2 separate regions of the Mus musculus genome follow, and region 2 is linked to region 1. Evidence: chromatin loops called from intact Hi-C (ENCODE). Cell type or tissue: left cerebral cortex. All regions are shown on one strand. Each heading gives the region's core, and the rest is flanking DNA. Links, peaks and the distances in the headings are about the cores only.

The links. Hi-C counts contacts between places; a loop is a spot of excess contacts. Peaks named below come from ENCODE experiments on the same cell type or tissue, not always from the same donor. Only the 100,000 strongest peaks of a DNase experiment are listed, where the experiment ranks them.
Region 2: a loop joins it to region 1, with 2.2 times the contacts of the local background. A loop is called at or near these places in 2 of 42 quality-filtered maps.

The regions. Positions count from the first base shown.
Region 1 is chr7:102,632,873-102,640,701 of GRCm38, forward strand. It overlaps Olfr554 (olfactory receptor 554), which reads left to right and starts at 7,376. Exons shown (of 1, transcript NM_146325.2): 1 at 7,376-7,829. The coding sequence starts at 7,376. In left cerebral cortex, for the core only: a CTCF peak has its summit at 4,041 (motif pointing left); a DNase peak (open chromatin) is centred at 4,041.
Region 2 is chr7:102,561,788-102,569,616 of GRCm38, forward strand. It overlaps Trim21 (tripartite motif-containing 21), which reads right to left and starts at 3,695. Exons shown (of 8, transcript NM_009277.4): 1 at 3,602-3,695; 2 at 2,485-2,553; 3 at 1,907-2,338; 4 at 1,479-1,574; 5 at 1-231. The coding sequence starts at 2,302. It also overlaps the pseudogene Gm5339. In left cerebral cortex, for the core only: a CTCF peak has its summit at 4,648; a DNase peak (open chromatin) is centred at 3,748; H3K4me3 peaks cover 954 bases; H3K27ac peaks cover 351 bases.

The sequences.
Region 1 (7,829 bases), core at 1,852-6,851:
GAACGCCAGGGCCAAAAAATGGGAATGGGTATGTAAGGGAACGGGGTGGGGGTAGCGTGTGGGGGACTTTTGGGATAGCATTGGAAATGTATTTGAGGAAAATACATAATAAAAAAAAGTATTGGAGATCAAACTCCTGGTCTCTTTTTCATTAAATGTTCTTGTTGTATACTTATATTTCAAAGGTATTAGATCTCCAAGATCATCACTAAACCAAAGTGGGAAGTAATGTCTATACTTAGTAGGTTGAATCTAGTAATCCATATATATTCTGTATACTTCTTTCGGTATATCCCACAACTTAAATATATACATTTTACTTATGAATGACACATCAAGAAAGATGGAGAGGAAGTACTAAGTCATATGTACACATCCATAAAGAAAAATAATTATCATGCAGAAACTTAAGTAGGCAATAATGTCATGAGTACTGTTGAAAAAAAGTATTGGAGAGATCAGGAATTCAAGGCCCATACCTAAACACAATAAACGCGATATACAGCAAACCAACAGTCAACATCAAATTAAATGGAGAGATACTTGAAGCAATCCCACTAAAATCAGGGACAAGACAAGGAGGCCCACTCTCCCTATATCTATTCAACCTAGTACTCGAATTTCCAGTGAGAGCTATAAGACAACAAAAGGAGATCAATGGAATAGAAATTGGCAAAGAAGTTGAGGTATCACTATTTGCAGATGATATGATAATATACATAAGCAACCCCAAAAATTCTACCAGAGAATTTCTACAGCTGATAAACAACTCCAGCAAAGTAGCTGGATATAAAATTAACTCAAATAAATCAGTAGTTTTACTTTATTCAAATGATAAACAGGCTGAGAAATAAATTAGGGAAATAATGCCTTTCACAATAATCACAAATAGTACAAAATTTCTTGGGGTAACTCTAACCAAACAAATGAAACATCTGTATGACAATAACTTCAAGTTTCCCAAGAAAGAAATCAAAGAAAACCTTGGAAAATGAAGATATCTCCTATGCTCATGGTCTGACAGAATTAACATAGTAAAAATGGCCATCCTACCAAAAGCTATCTACAGATTCAAAGCAATCCCCATAAAAATTCTTCACAGAGATAGAAAGAGCAATTCTCAAATCCATCTGGAAAAACAAAAAACCCAGAATAGTAAAAACAATTCTTAACGATAAAAGAACTTCTGGGTGAATCATTATCCCTGACCTCAAGTGATACTACAGAGCAATAGTGATAAAAACGGCTTGGTATTGGTACACAGACAGACAAGTTGATCAATGGAATAGAATTGAAGACCCAGAAATAGAACTGCACACTTATGCACATTTGATCTTTGACAAAGAAGCCAAAATTATACAATGGATAAAAAAGATAGCATCTTCAATAAATGGTACTGGTCTAACTGGCAGTTTACATGCAGAAAAATGAAAATAGATCCATATTTGTCATCTTACACTAAGCTCAAGTCCAAGTGGATCAAGGAACTCCACATAAAACCAGACACAGTGAATCTAACAGAAGATAAAGTGGGAAAGAGCCTCAAACTCATTGGCCCGGGGGTGGGGAGTATTTCCTAAACAGAACTCCAATGGCTCAGGCTATAAGATCAAGAATTGACATATAGGACCTCATGAAACTGAATAGCTTCTGTAAGGCAAAGTCATAGTCAGTAGACAAATAGGCATCCTACAGATTGGGAAAAAACCCTTCACTAACTGCCCCCCCATCTGATAGAAGGCTAATATCCAAAATATATAAAAAACTCAAGAAGCTAACTCCCCAAAAGCCAAACAATCCAATAAAAAATGGGGTATAGAACTAAACAGATAATGCACAGCAGAGGAATCTCAAATGTTCAAGAAACACTTTAAGAAATGCTCAAAGTCCTTAGTGATCAGGGAAATGGAAATCAAAATGACCCTGATATTCTACCTTACAGTAATCACAATGGCTAAGATAAAAAACTAAGGTGACAGCAGCATATGTTGGTGTGGATGTGGAGAAAGAAGAACACTTCTCCATTGCTGGTGGGATTGAAAACTGGTACAAGCACTCTGGAAAACAACCTGGAGATTCCTTAGATAATTTGAAATAAATCTACTTGAAGGCCCAGCTATACCACTCTTAGGCATATACCCCAAAAATGCCCCACCATGTCACAGGGGCACGTGTTCCACTATGTTCATAGTGGCCTTGTTTGTGATATCCAGAAGCTGGAAAAAACCCAGTTGTCCCACAACAGAATAATGGATATAGACGATGTGGTTCATTTACACAATGGAATACTACTCAGCTATTAAGAATGAGGACATCATGTGTTTAGCAGGCAAATTAATGGTACTAGAAAATATCATCCTGTGTGAGGTAACTGAGACCCAAAAGGACATGCATGGTATATACTCACTAATCAGAGGATATTAGCTAAAGCCAAAGGCCCAAGTGAGGGTGCCTCAATCCCACTTGGGAGGGAGAAGAAAGCAATCACAGGGGGTGGGCAGTAGGAGGGAGAGTCCTAGGTAGGAGAGGGGACAGGGAGGGGAAAAGGGGAACATAATCAGGTATTGGGGGGGGGGGACAGAACTGAAGCCCTTAGGACCAGCAGAAAGAATGGAAACAGGCATCCAGGGAAGGTGGGAGGTGGGAGGACCCTCCAGAATGTACCAGAGACTTGGGAGGTGAGAGACTCAGGACTTAAAGGGAGGGACCTTAAATGAAATGCTCTACAGTGGGGAGAGGGAATTTGTAGTCTTCCTCCAGTAGAAAGACAGAACATCAAGTGGAGGCATGAGGTTGCCATCCCACAGTAAAAAACTCTAACTCTGAATTGTTCCTGTTTAAAAGAACTACAGAGACAAAAATGGAGAAGAGCCCGAGGGAAAGGAGGTCCAGTGACAGGCCCATATTGGGATCCAGCTCAAGGTGAGACCCCAATGCCTGACACTATTACTGATGCTATGGTATGCTTACAAACAGGAGCCTAGCATGGCTGCCCTCCGAGAGGCTCAACAAGCAGCTGAAAGAGTCAGATGCAGATATTTACACCCATACAATGGACAGAAGCTGGTGACCCCTGTGGTTGAATTAGAGAAAAGTTGGAAGAAGCTGAGGAGGAGGGTGACCCCTTAGGAAGACCAACAGTCTCAACTAACCTGGACTCCCGAGATCTCCCAGACACTGAGACATCAACCAGGCAGCATAGACTAGCTGATATGAGGCCCCTGACACATATACAGCAGAGGACTGTCTGGTGTCGCCTCAGTGAGAGAAGATGCACCTAACCATTGAGAGACTTGAGGCCCCAGGGTGTGGAGAGGTCTGGTGGGGTGAGGGTTAGAACATCCTCTTGGAGACAGGGTTGGGGGAGGTAGTATGGGATGAGGAACGGTCAGAGGGCAGATCATGACGGGCATAATGACAGGACTGAAAAAACAGGTTAAATATAATAATAATAATAATAATAATAATAATAACAACAATAATGATAGTAATAAGATCACTATATAGGTGACAAATAAAAACATTTAATGATGTCACATTTCTCTTTTTAAAAAAGTGCCCATATATCATTTAATCATTAAATGCATTTTGTATCTTCTCATTTTTATGTCTTTGAAAATCTTATGTAATGTATTTTGACTGTAGACACCTTACCCCATTATTCCTGCCTTCCTTGACCACTCAACTTTGTGTCTTATTTTAAAACAAACAAACAAACAACAGACAATCAAGTAAAGTTTGTTCTGCCCATTTTTCTTGGATTTGTGGCTTTCTTTGGATGGTGGCTTATTGCAGGAAGAGCTCTGCCTTTAAGGACAGAGACTTTGTCTCTCAACAGTTGTCAACCGCTAACAGCTCCTGAGCTAGGGGAGGGATTTTGTGTTTACTTCCCTTTCCTCACTGTGATTTTATGTGGCTCAAGCTTGCACAGGTCTTGTGCTGCTGTGAACTCCTAGGGGCAACTGCCCTGCTATGTGCAGAAAACGCTTATTAGAGCACCCAGTTGTTCCTGTTATCCTCTTGTTTTCAGGTTTGGCGCCCTCTACTGGAAAGGGTTAGAATGATGGATTTGCTTCTGATTCCTAGGCTGAATGTAGGCAAATTATATATAATATGTGTATTTTATATATATACTTAAGACCATTTTGTGGAGGAAAAGTGATACCTTTAACATAGTTCTTCACATATGATGTACACCTTTCTCTGTTAATTGGGAAGATGAAAAGGTTTTGAGTTAGTACATTCCAATTATTATTGTCTTAAAAACGTCTTGAATACAATGCAAAATTATTTAGTTATAAAAGGCTCTTCTGATGAACTAACTTTACTAATGGTAGAGTTCATGTGTCTGAGGTCAGAATGACGAACCAAGACTCAGAAGCTACATAAGAACTTGTGTGGAATAATGTTCCCATTTCTTTACTTGGCTGAATATATCCATGCATAGAGACTCAAAAAAGAACACATATACTTGGGCAATTTTATGCAGAGTGTGAAGTTTGAGGTTGGAGTGAAGCAGGTTGCAAGCTTCCCACCTTCTTTTGGGGGCTCTGTAGCTGCAGGGTGCCATGGAGAGTGGAGGAGACTGAGTCCTCTCTGTAATGACTTTATTGCATCATCCTCTTTCCTAACTTACTGGATTCTGATCTGAAGGAGGAAGGCAGCGTCTGCTGGGATCTTGAGAGCTAACAGCTCCTAAAGAATCTTGTTGATGGGGATAATGCTATTTAAGTATTTCACTGACTTATATACAAGAACCTAAGTTACAAAACTATACAAGGATGTAAATATTCCAATTTCTTCTTGAAGACAGAGTTGGAACTGTTTGAGGTCACACAGATTCAAACATCTGGAGCTTTGGAGACATTTGCCCAATGCTTTACAACATGATGCTTCATAACCCATAAGCACCCCACTGCTTCCTTAGGTTGGCTATACTAGTTTGTGAGGAATGGCATGTTTTGTAGTCTTAGTGCATATAAGTGAGCATGGAGTGGAGTAGCTCCTTTATGATTATACATGATCCTTCCTATTTAATGTAAACTAGACATGGGAAAAAAGGTCTCTGTCTATTTTTTTTGTGGTATTGTCTTTTGATATACCTTAGTGTTAATTCAGGATTCTACCACCCTTCCCCCAATACTGTAAAGGGATAAAACTCAGGTTTTACAGCCTTCATAAATATGGACCTCCAATCGCTTCTGAGTCCAAGAAGACTCACCTATACTTTGGGAAGACTTTTTGATTTCTGCATATTGTCCCCAGAATATATCTGCCAGCTGCAGGGAGGCCAGGACAGGGGGACAAGAGCAGGTCTTCTATTTAAGAAACTATGACTTAGAAGGTGTGACCTTCCCTTTCTCACTTTGGAGCAGCCATGGCACACTGAGGTGCCTGTGATTTCAGGCAGATTCTCTGTCCATCCTCTTGGGACAGATGTGGGTGTTATCCTTCTGCACTGGACCCTGAGACACTCTACCACTCTCTGGTGGAATTCCCGAGACTCTTGCACAGAGTGTTTATAAGTTCAATGTCTCTGAAGCAGGTGTAGAGTTCTGGGCTCTTTTGACATGATCCAGTCTTGGGAAAGCATCTTATGAAGAGGAAACAAGAAAAAGAGCAGGGACCACTAGGAAGACTTCTAGCTGATGAGGATGAGGATAACTGGGATTCCTGAGCATCCAACTCTACATCATGCCCCTATTAAAAAGGTAGGGGCCTCATAGACTGCACATAAGGTGCTTGGAAATCTTTTTATCACACCAATGCAAACACAATACTTACCTTTTAAACATCTTTACAGTGTTTTAAATAGAAATAGCACACTATTCTCATGCAACCAAGCTATGCACTGTGCTACTGAGGAATTTATAGTAGAGAATGAGACAGAAAAAAAAAAGCTGTTGGCCTTCTGGCACTTGCATTGTATTTGGAGAAACATTCACATCAGCAAATCAGAGAATTTTGCATTGCAGAAGACACTTAATTAAGGGTTAAAGCAGGCTTTCTTAAGGTGATAATTAGGCCACAGCAGGGGGATTGCAAAAAGATAGGACTGTCTCAATGCCAGGAAATAGCATGAATAATCTTCAGAGGTAAAAGAACATGAAGAGTTGACAAATATCCACTCACATTGGAAGGTAGTAGGCAAAGTGGTGAGGAACAGCAAGACCAGGACTGGTAATGGGGATGTATCTGGATAGGGGTCTGAGGCAGGAGACTGTCTTAATGTGAATACTCACCTCTTACCATCTCTTTGAGGCACTTTTGCAGTCTCCTTGCATGTTTAGGGTACACAGCTTGCTTCTGACCAGGGGGTATAAGGAGATATTTAGTGCTAGGATCCCAGAGAGAAGGTTGGCTCCATCTACTCTAATGTAGCTCTCCAGTCCTGAGTAACCGTTTCACTGCCATCAGTGTTTAGAGATGGCCTGAAGAGATGAAATGGAGGTGGAATATTCAGCATGAAGAGGAAGAAAGAAGGCTGGGAAGGAAGTGTACTTCACAGCTGGTCTCTTAAGTCACTGTGCAGAGTCAGGGAGGGCCATAGATAGGGTGAGTCTGTCTCAGCTCTCTTACCCTATGGCCTGGGTATTCTCTATTTGCCCCACCAGGTCTCAGCACGGTGCATTTAGAAAGTGAACACTTGTGGAGATTCTCCTGTTTCTGGCTGGACCTTGTCAACATGAGGAACCAGCAGGAGATAGAAGAGTAATAAGGAAAACCAGAGACTTGCTCTCAAATTCTCTTCCTACCAGGCATGTTTGGATAATGTCCTTTACTTCTATACAAAGTCCCAGATCTTGAAAAGTGGCCCCTCCTGTGTTCTGCTAACTACACCTGGGTTATGAAACCATGCTCACGGTTCATCCTGATACTTCATGATCCCATCAATGCACCTCTGTAGAAGGTCCCTTCCTTGTCTCCATGAGCATGCTGGGTATTCTATTGTGGGTATCAGATAAGATCCTATCAGTACACAGTCTTTACCAGTGTTGACAAGCAGACTGCTTCCTTAGTGGGACATTAGAAGATCATTCTAATATGATCCGCATATACTGAATGAATTAATATTTACCTCAGGGCGATTTATTTATTGATGTAAAATATCACTCATTAAGGATCATACTATCAGAATTCATCCATTCATTTAAACATATATTTTTTTATTTTGCTTGTTAAGTTTATGTTGATATTATAGTGTAACATGAAATTCCATGTGTATGAAATTTCATGATTTCTTCTAAATGTTGTGTAGCACTGTATATTCAATGATGTTTATTATATGGCCCAAGAATACTGTTTTTTTTTTCTTTCTAGGGAAAAATGTCTTGCTACATTTGGGGACACAAATGAGAATTATTTATATACAACAATGTCCACTTTTCATAATGTATGTTCAGTACCCAGCTCTTTGTGGCTCACCGGCATCCCAGGACTGGAGACCTTGCACATATGGCTCTCCATTCCCTTTGGCTCCATGTACCTGGTGGCTGTGGTGGGGAACATCACCATCCTAGCTGTGGTAAGGGTAGAGCGCAGCCTGCACCAGCCCATGTACTTCTTTCTGTGCATGCTGGCTGTCATTGACCTGGTTCTGTCTACTTCTACTATGCCCAAACTTCTGGCGATTTTCTGGTTTGGTGCTGGCCACATTGGCCTGGATGCCTGCTTATGCCAAATGTTTCTTATCCATTGCTTTGCTACTGTTGAGTCGGGCATCTTCCTTGCCATGGCTTTTGACCGCTATGTAGCCATCTGCAATCCACTGCGTCACAGCATGGTGCTCACTCACACAGTGGTGGGTCGTTTGGGGCTGGCTGCCGTCC
Region 2 (7,829 bases), core at 1,776-6,775, 71 kb before region 1:
CTGCAGTAGCTCCAGCTCTGAACCACGAATCCTCCTCTCCAGCTCTGAGATCAGCTCCTGCAGGGCCTGGTTCTTCTCAGCCAGCTCAGCCTCCTTCTTCCCCAGGAGTCTCAGGTACTCCCTTTGATCCTTCTCCAGCCTCTGCAGCTGCCTCTGCTCCTCCTGAGCCAGCAAGCTATTCTGAAGTGCGAACTCTGCGTGAATCCTCGACTTCTGGGTGTCAATGTTCCTCTGTGGTGGCAAGGGGAAGACAAGAGGTTTTCTTTTTTCTTTTTATTAGATATTTTCTTAATTTACTTTTCAATTGTTATCCCCCCTTTCTGGTTTCCCCTCCAAAAACCCCTCATCCTATCCCCCCTCCCCCTGATCACCAACCCACCCACTCCTGCTTCCTGACCCTGTCATTCCCCTAGATCGGGGCATAGTGCCTTCACAGGACCAAGGGCCTCTCCTCTCATTGATATCCAACAAGGCCATCCTCTGCTACATATGCTGCTGGAGCCATGGGTACTTTTTGGTTGGTGGTTTAGTCCCTGGGAGCTCTGGGTGTATTGGTTTGTTCATATTGTTGTTCTTCCTATGGGGCTGCAAACCCCTTCAACTCCTTGGGTACTTTCTCTAGCTCCTTCATTGGGGACCATCAAGAGTTTTCCCATAAAAATTTCCTAAGCTTGGGTGGTGTCTGTCCCCTAGACCCCCCCCCCCCCCACCTACGCATGCTTCCGGCACCAGATATTTTCTCAACCTTTCTTCCAAAAGCTACTAACGCCCATGTGAGTTCCTCTGTCTTACTATCTCAGCAAGTTGTAGAGCATAAGACCTGTTCCCATACCCATTGATACCCTGGGTGGAAAGCAGTGGTCCCAGGAAAACAGTCTTTGCCATCTTGGGAGGGTCAAGTTTTTGCTACTCATTTGGGGTCTGTGATTGGCTGTGAGCCTCTCATTCCTACCCAGTTTCAGATGCATTTCATTTTCTACCAGCAAATTCTCACTGTGACAGGCTTTAGGTCCCTAGCAGGCTTTGGACTAATAACTTGCTCACCATCAAGCAGCCACCAGGTCAGGTGGACTTCCTATCACAGACCCAAGAAACTAATGTTGACTATGCTGTTCCCTGAGACAGGGTCAGAAGGAATGACGAAACCTTAAACTTTCTCCAGAAATTCTTGATATTTGTGCCAGATTGGGGAAAATCCCATCTGATTTTAAGCTTCCTTCTTTCCTCTTCCCTCCCTCCCTTCTGCCTCCCTTCATCCCTGACTCTCTTCTATCCCTCCCTCCTTCCTTTCCTTCTCTCTTTCCTTCTCCTCTCTTCCTTCCTTTCTTTCAATTCCTCTCTATCTGGAGTCACAGTGTGTGGATGGGTCTTGGAGAGTGACCTATATAATAACTCTACCGCCCCTTGGATAGGCACAGTCATGGTTAAGGCTTGCTTGAGGTCAAGACCTGGGACACAGCCCAGCCTACAGCTCTTGCCTTCCAGTCTGTTCTTTGCATCGTGAGATCCATTTCCATCTTCTCGGCCAACTCTTTCCCCTTTCTCAGTTTTTCTAAAGCCACGTGGATCTTCTCCTGTAGAAAAAGATGGCAGGTTAGTCCCCAGGTTGGAGGAGGCAGATGGAAAGACTATGGAAGAAATCTAGTATGTCTTAACAAAAACAGAGTTACACCAATGGGTAACGGGATCTGGGCCACTGCATTTCTAATGTACCCGGGAGCCACGAGGAAGCACGATGCATGACTCCTTTCCCATGGCTTTGCCTCTGCTGCTGAGAAATAAAGTTGTATTCCATACACAAGCTCCTCTCAATGAAGGGAGAAATTATCCCTTCATCCCCCAACTTCTCAGCCACCATTCTGGGGGACAAAGTGGCTATGTTCTTTAGTCTGTGCTAAGGCCTTACCTGGTATACCTTAGCAGCCTCTTCAATAGGGACCCTGGTGTGGTCCCGGTGTTTCCCAGACTGGGCACACACCCAGCAAAGGGCCTGCCCATCTTCCTCACAGAATAGGTGAAGCTTCTCTCCATGCTTCATGCAGTGCGTTTCCTGGGTACTCTTCTTGGTATTCTGGGCTATCTGTTTAAGGTTTTCCACCATGTTGGCTATATGTCTATTGGGCCTGAGGTTTCGGAGCAGAAACTGTTGCCGGCACTCGGGACATGAACTGCCCCCATTCTTCCCAACTTCAAAAATGCATTCCTTGCAAAAGCAATGGCCACATTCGATACTCATAGGCTCCACCATGGGATCCAGGCAGATAGAACAGGTGACCTCCTCCCACATCTTTTCCAGAGACATTTTTGAGGTTGTAGAGGGTGATATCTGCCGTGGAATCTTGAGAGATGCAGAGGGGCGAAGAGATAAAAATGAGAGTTTGTAGGACAAAAGCAAAAGCAAGGCAAACCCCAAACTCCCCCAAATAATGCCAAGGTGGACAAGCGATGACACAGGAGGGAAAGGCAGAAGGCAAAAGCACCAACCTGAATGACAGGAGCCTCTCCTCCGGCCTCACCCACTGAGCAAGCCAGGCAGAAGGGGAAACCGAGTTTCTAGAAGAGACAGAGAAAACTGGTGGGGGTAACGCTGCTAACAGCTCCACCGTCACCACACCCATCCCTGCTTAACCCTCACTGTCTAGGCGTCTCCCATTTCCTTTCTGTCATCTTATGCCTCTACTGCCCAGAGACGTCAGTCATGGCAGTAACGACCATTTACCATATCACCACAGACCCTCCATATTCCAACCAGAGTTAGCTCATACTAGTCTTCATTAATCTTGGCAGAAACCACAGGGGTCAGGCATTAGGAGTCAAGGTTTATGCAGCTATACATCATAGTAGACATTTTGTCAAATATGACAGGCTGCACATATGGTGGTTGTGCAATAGGCAACACAATGCAGCCTAGGTGTGTCATTAGCGACCCCACTCAGGTTCATGTAAGATGTCATTCATTATCCGGAGTACATTGTCTAAGAGTATATGGCCCAGTTATAAGAGTTGCATGTGTGTATATGCATGTTTTTATATATGTATGTACACATATATTGATGTTTTTATATGCAAACTATACTTGTGCACAAATGCATCAATGTAGGCGTGCCCATATGTTCCCCTCTATAAATGTCTATGTACATAACATGCAGGTGTGCTCACCGGTGAACATTTTTGGGGAGCACTCCCTGGGCTCTTCTCTAAGCTGCTCCAAACCTAGTCTCAACTTCCTTTAGGGTGTGGAGTATCTTAAATCCACAGAAATTTCTACATGGATAGCACTCTCCTCAAGCAGGGATCTTCAAGGGGTAAGGGTTTCCCTGAGCTCCCCTCTGGCCTAGGTCACCACCCTGCTTCTCCTGCCCTTGCTAGGACTGTCGTCTCAGCTAGTCCAGGGCACTAGGAAAGTCACTTTCAGAGCCCAGCTTCCACAGGCCAGCATGGGCAGCTCTGCAGGGCTAGGACAAGACAACTCTGATGAAAAGAAGCAGCAGGTGGGTTCGCAAATTCCCGAGTGTGGGGTGCTGATGGGAAGAGGCTCCTTGAATCTGGTGTGGGGATAAAGAGCCCACCTAGGCCGGCCAGGGGTCCCAGTCTCACTCACCTAACCAGGGTCCTCAGCTTTAGTTATGTGCTCCCAGCTTCGCTTTTGCAAGCCTGCAGTCCAAATTTCACTTTCAGTTTCCTCTCAGAGGCAGGTCTAGCAGGAAGAGGGAGGAGCAAGGGGAGGAGTGAGGAGTTGAGTGGCAAGAGGAGGTTAGAGGCAGAGAAGGCGGAGGCTGGGCGGAGACTGGGCAGAGACAGGGCAGAGAGTGGGAGGAGAGAGGTCAGAGGTGCAAGAAACTGACTCCTGGCCACAGGCAGGGAAAAAACTCAGTACCTGTCCTCCTGGGTCTCTCTAAGGCCCCCTTGTCCCCTTTAACAGAATGTAATCTACAGGATATCGATCTTTGACACTGGTCTTTTCTTCTTACCTGGGAGCTTCTGAGAGAAGAGGTCTGAATGGGAGAGGGAGGAGTCACCATCTGTTTCCTACAGGGATGGATAGCTTCCCCCAAGACTGATCCCGCCACCGTCACTGTTTTTTATTAGTATATATTAATTGTACAGAGTACTTGAAGTATACCCATTTCCCACCACTCTGTTGTGTGATTTTGCTCTTTTCAAATAGTTTGGGGCTAGAAATTTATTCTTTATGATGTCAAGGTATGTGTTGTACCAGTGAAGGGAGTTAAGACTTATGGACAATTGATATTGTATTATAACTTGCGCTAAAAACAGCAGTGGAATTTTCCTCGCTATTTATTATATTTAGGAAACAAAACCATTCTGTGATTTGAAATTTCTAGTCCTGTTTAAGAGATCTCTCTTAGTGAAAGGCCGCCAGGCAACATCTACTGTCTAGATTGTGCTGTTGTACTGGGGCTTGGTTCCTGGAGCACAACAGTCCTAGAAAGCAGAATGAAAAAGAGTCAAGCATCCGAAAGGACGAAGACATCTATAAACATCAGAAAACGACTCTGCTTCTACCACGGAAGGTCTGCTGCTATTTCCTGCAGGCAAAGAACTTGGGTCCCAAAATAAGGCAGAGGGTAGAGTCAATGTCTATTTTGCTATTCACCACCAGAGGATGCTCTGTTTCAGTTTACACACTGGATAGAGAGATTAATGCACACCCTAGGGGTGTGCTGATATATACTCTATAATGTGCACACAGGACTACTAACATATTGTACTCAGAGCTGCCTCAGCTCCCACCTTGGTAATTGTTTGAAGACCCCACCTACTGAAGACCCAAACTCCCTTCACTCACAGATAGTACTTTGATATTTCAAACTTCCCTCTCCCTGACAAAATGACCCAAGTCTTTATTTGGGAAGAATTAATGCTATTGATATTATTGTCTAGCACATTATTAGTGTGTTGGTGAAGTGAGATGTTTATACTTTGGGTTTTAATCATATTCTCTACTAACTTGAGTGTGTATTGGCAACCCAAGTTGTCCCTGGTGATATGCAAGTACATTTTGTCCAGGACAGGAAAAGCTTCTTCTACTTATTTCTAATTTAGTGACTTAAGAAGCCCCCAAAAATATGGAAGCAGAAGGAGGACCAGTTGGAAACAAGAAAGGACCAACGGGTGTGGGAGAGGGACAAGAAAGGATGACGGGTGTGGTGGCGCACGCCTTTAATCCCAGCACTCCGGAGGCAGAGGCAGGCGGATTTCTGAGTTCGAGGCTAGCCTGGTCTACAAAGTGAGTTCCAGGACAGCCAGGGCTATACAGAGAAACCCTGTCTCGAAAAACCAAGAAAAACCAAACCAAACCAAAAAGGATGACGGAGGGCTGACCACTTGCTGGTTTTAACAATGTATCAGAATTATAGCCCTTTACTCTCATGGTTAAAGCCTTTGTTGATCCCTATAATAAAATATCACAGATCGAGTAATTCATTAAAAAAAACATACCTTTCTTTTTTATAGTTGTGGAGGATGGGAAGTAAGGCAGCAGCAGACTGGTCTTTCCAGACTTGCTCTTTTCCTCAAAGACAAGGCCTTCTCTTTGTATCCTTTCTTTTTCTTTCTTTCTTTTTTAAAAATAAGGATCCTAATCCATAGCTTCACTTCTTGTTACTGTCATATCATCATCACCATCGTCGTCATCATTATCTCGATCTATTAATTTCACTAAGACACAGACATAGATGAGATTTTCAATTTGGTGCCACACCTCCACTCTCAACAAGTCATGGCCCAGTTTTACTGACCACCTGTTCTGATGATGCACACTCAAGATGATGGTTTCCATAACCTCATTACTAGGAATTATATATAAAACAGTTACTGGTTACAGGTAATGCTTTGGAAAGAGCTTAATGGAGCAAAGTTAAAAATGGTGATGCTTGGTAGATACAATGTAGGAGAGAAAACAGATATGCTGGAATATTACTTATTTTGTTAGAAAAATTTGATTTATTTAACATAAATAATATTTAATGTAAATAATGTAAAAAATTCACCAGAAAACTGCTCAGATTTTTCTTAGAAACAGTAAAAAACAGGCTAAAAGCAATATAATATATGATGATATAGCATATTACATGATTTATTATATATGTTATTTATGGCAGCACTTCTACTTCCTCCAGGAGCCACCTACTTCCTCCTTTCACTTCCCACAGGAAGTGAAGGGAAACTCAAATCTTTTTAAAAAATTTCTTATTTTATGTTTATTACTGCTATTTAGTCACAGAAAAGATGAACACTTTACAAGAAATGTCCTTTATCATATGCCATATAGGTATAATTTTATGTGAAGAGGAACTATGAGAGAACAGGCTATCTTTACAAGGAAATAAAGAAACAGCAATAAAAGAATTCTTCCATATAAAGATTTTAAACCAAATTATTCATTTCAGAATACAAAACCTTCATTGTCGGAAGGAAAGAGAAAAACAGCAAAGAAAACAGTAAGACAGAAGACCAAGAATAAAGAACTCTTCTCTAGAGATGCACTGCATATGTAGTATATACGTATGGTCTGAGTTATCACAAAAGTACTCACGGATTATAGTCAATTCTCATATAGTTAGAAACAGCACTTTCCAAGCAAGTGCAATTGGCCCAGCACTTTCTCAGTCTCCAGTTACATGACGAGTTAAAGTTGTGTAGCAGTCACTGCTGACGAGCACTATCAAGACAAACGCTGGACAAGATATAATTTTTCTCCTTGTTCATTGTAAAGATCGGTGCCTGTTTGTAATGTTCTACAAGTTCCTCCATGGTGCTGAATTTCTGCTGCCCAATGCAGTAAACAGTCTCTTTCAGCTGGACTTTAAAATGTTTGTTTTCCCCTTGTGTTTTTAGTGATCCTGAGAAATCATTTGGCGAAGACTCACTGTCACAAATGAGGATGTCTCCTTCATGCCCTCTTTCATTTAATACCATCTCTGCCTGATGCCTGGTGACTTTGCCATAATACCAAGGATTGCCAGCAGACTTCCAAGAGAGTGAAGGCCTAATGTCATCACATTGTGGAGGCGATGGTTCCAAACCTGAGGTTAATGGATTATTCTGAACAATGGTAACATAGTTTTTTGGCATCAGGCCAACCATGCCATTGATTTTCCTGCATTTCCACCACTCTGGGTCATTTTCCGGCTTTTCAATAACATCCATTACATCGCCGTTCTCAAAACTGAGTTCTTCATCATTGGATGAGCTAAATGGGTAAAGAGCCTGTACAGCATTCAATACTTGACCCATATTTAGGTTATTGACAACTGCTGCTAATTTCTCTGAAAGAGAACCTACATGATCACCCAAAGGACTGTCACCTTCTTCAGTTACATAGTTTGAAGGAAACCATCCAGTTTGTTTGTTGTAGTTGCCATGCCATCATCCATCACTGCATTTCACCATTACGACCACCTTGGTCCCTTTTATCAATGCAATTCATCCTCTCTCTCAGCCATGTAGTTAAATTTCACAAAAGCAGGCATGTTAAGGTCATAGAGACATTCTCCTGGATCAACAAAGCTATCATCAGCAGGAGATGCAGTATCTAGAACACCGGGTTTTCTTTTCACTTCCCCAATGCTGAAAAAAATCTTTAAAGTTATTTAACCAATTCATTTTGAGTAAAAATTCTGTGTTCTCTTTTCAAAGTTTGTTGACACAGCTCCGGGATCATTTTCTGTGAGCTTCCTGGTGTGTTCTGTAACACTGAAACTTCCCACACCCAATCCCTGTGACTTAAGGTGTCCTTCAGGTTTTTAACAATAGATGCTTTCTGAGCACTAATTTCTCTTTCCACATAGTTAGAAGGGACAAAA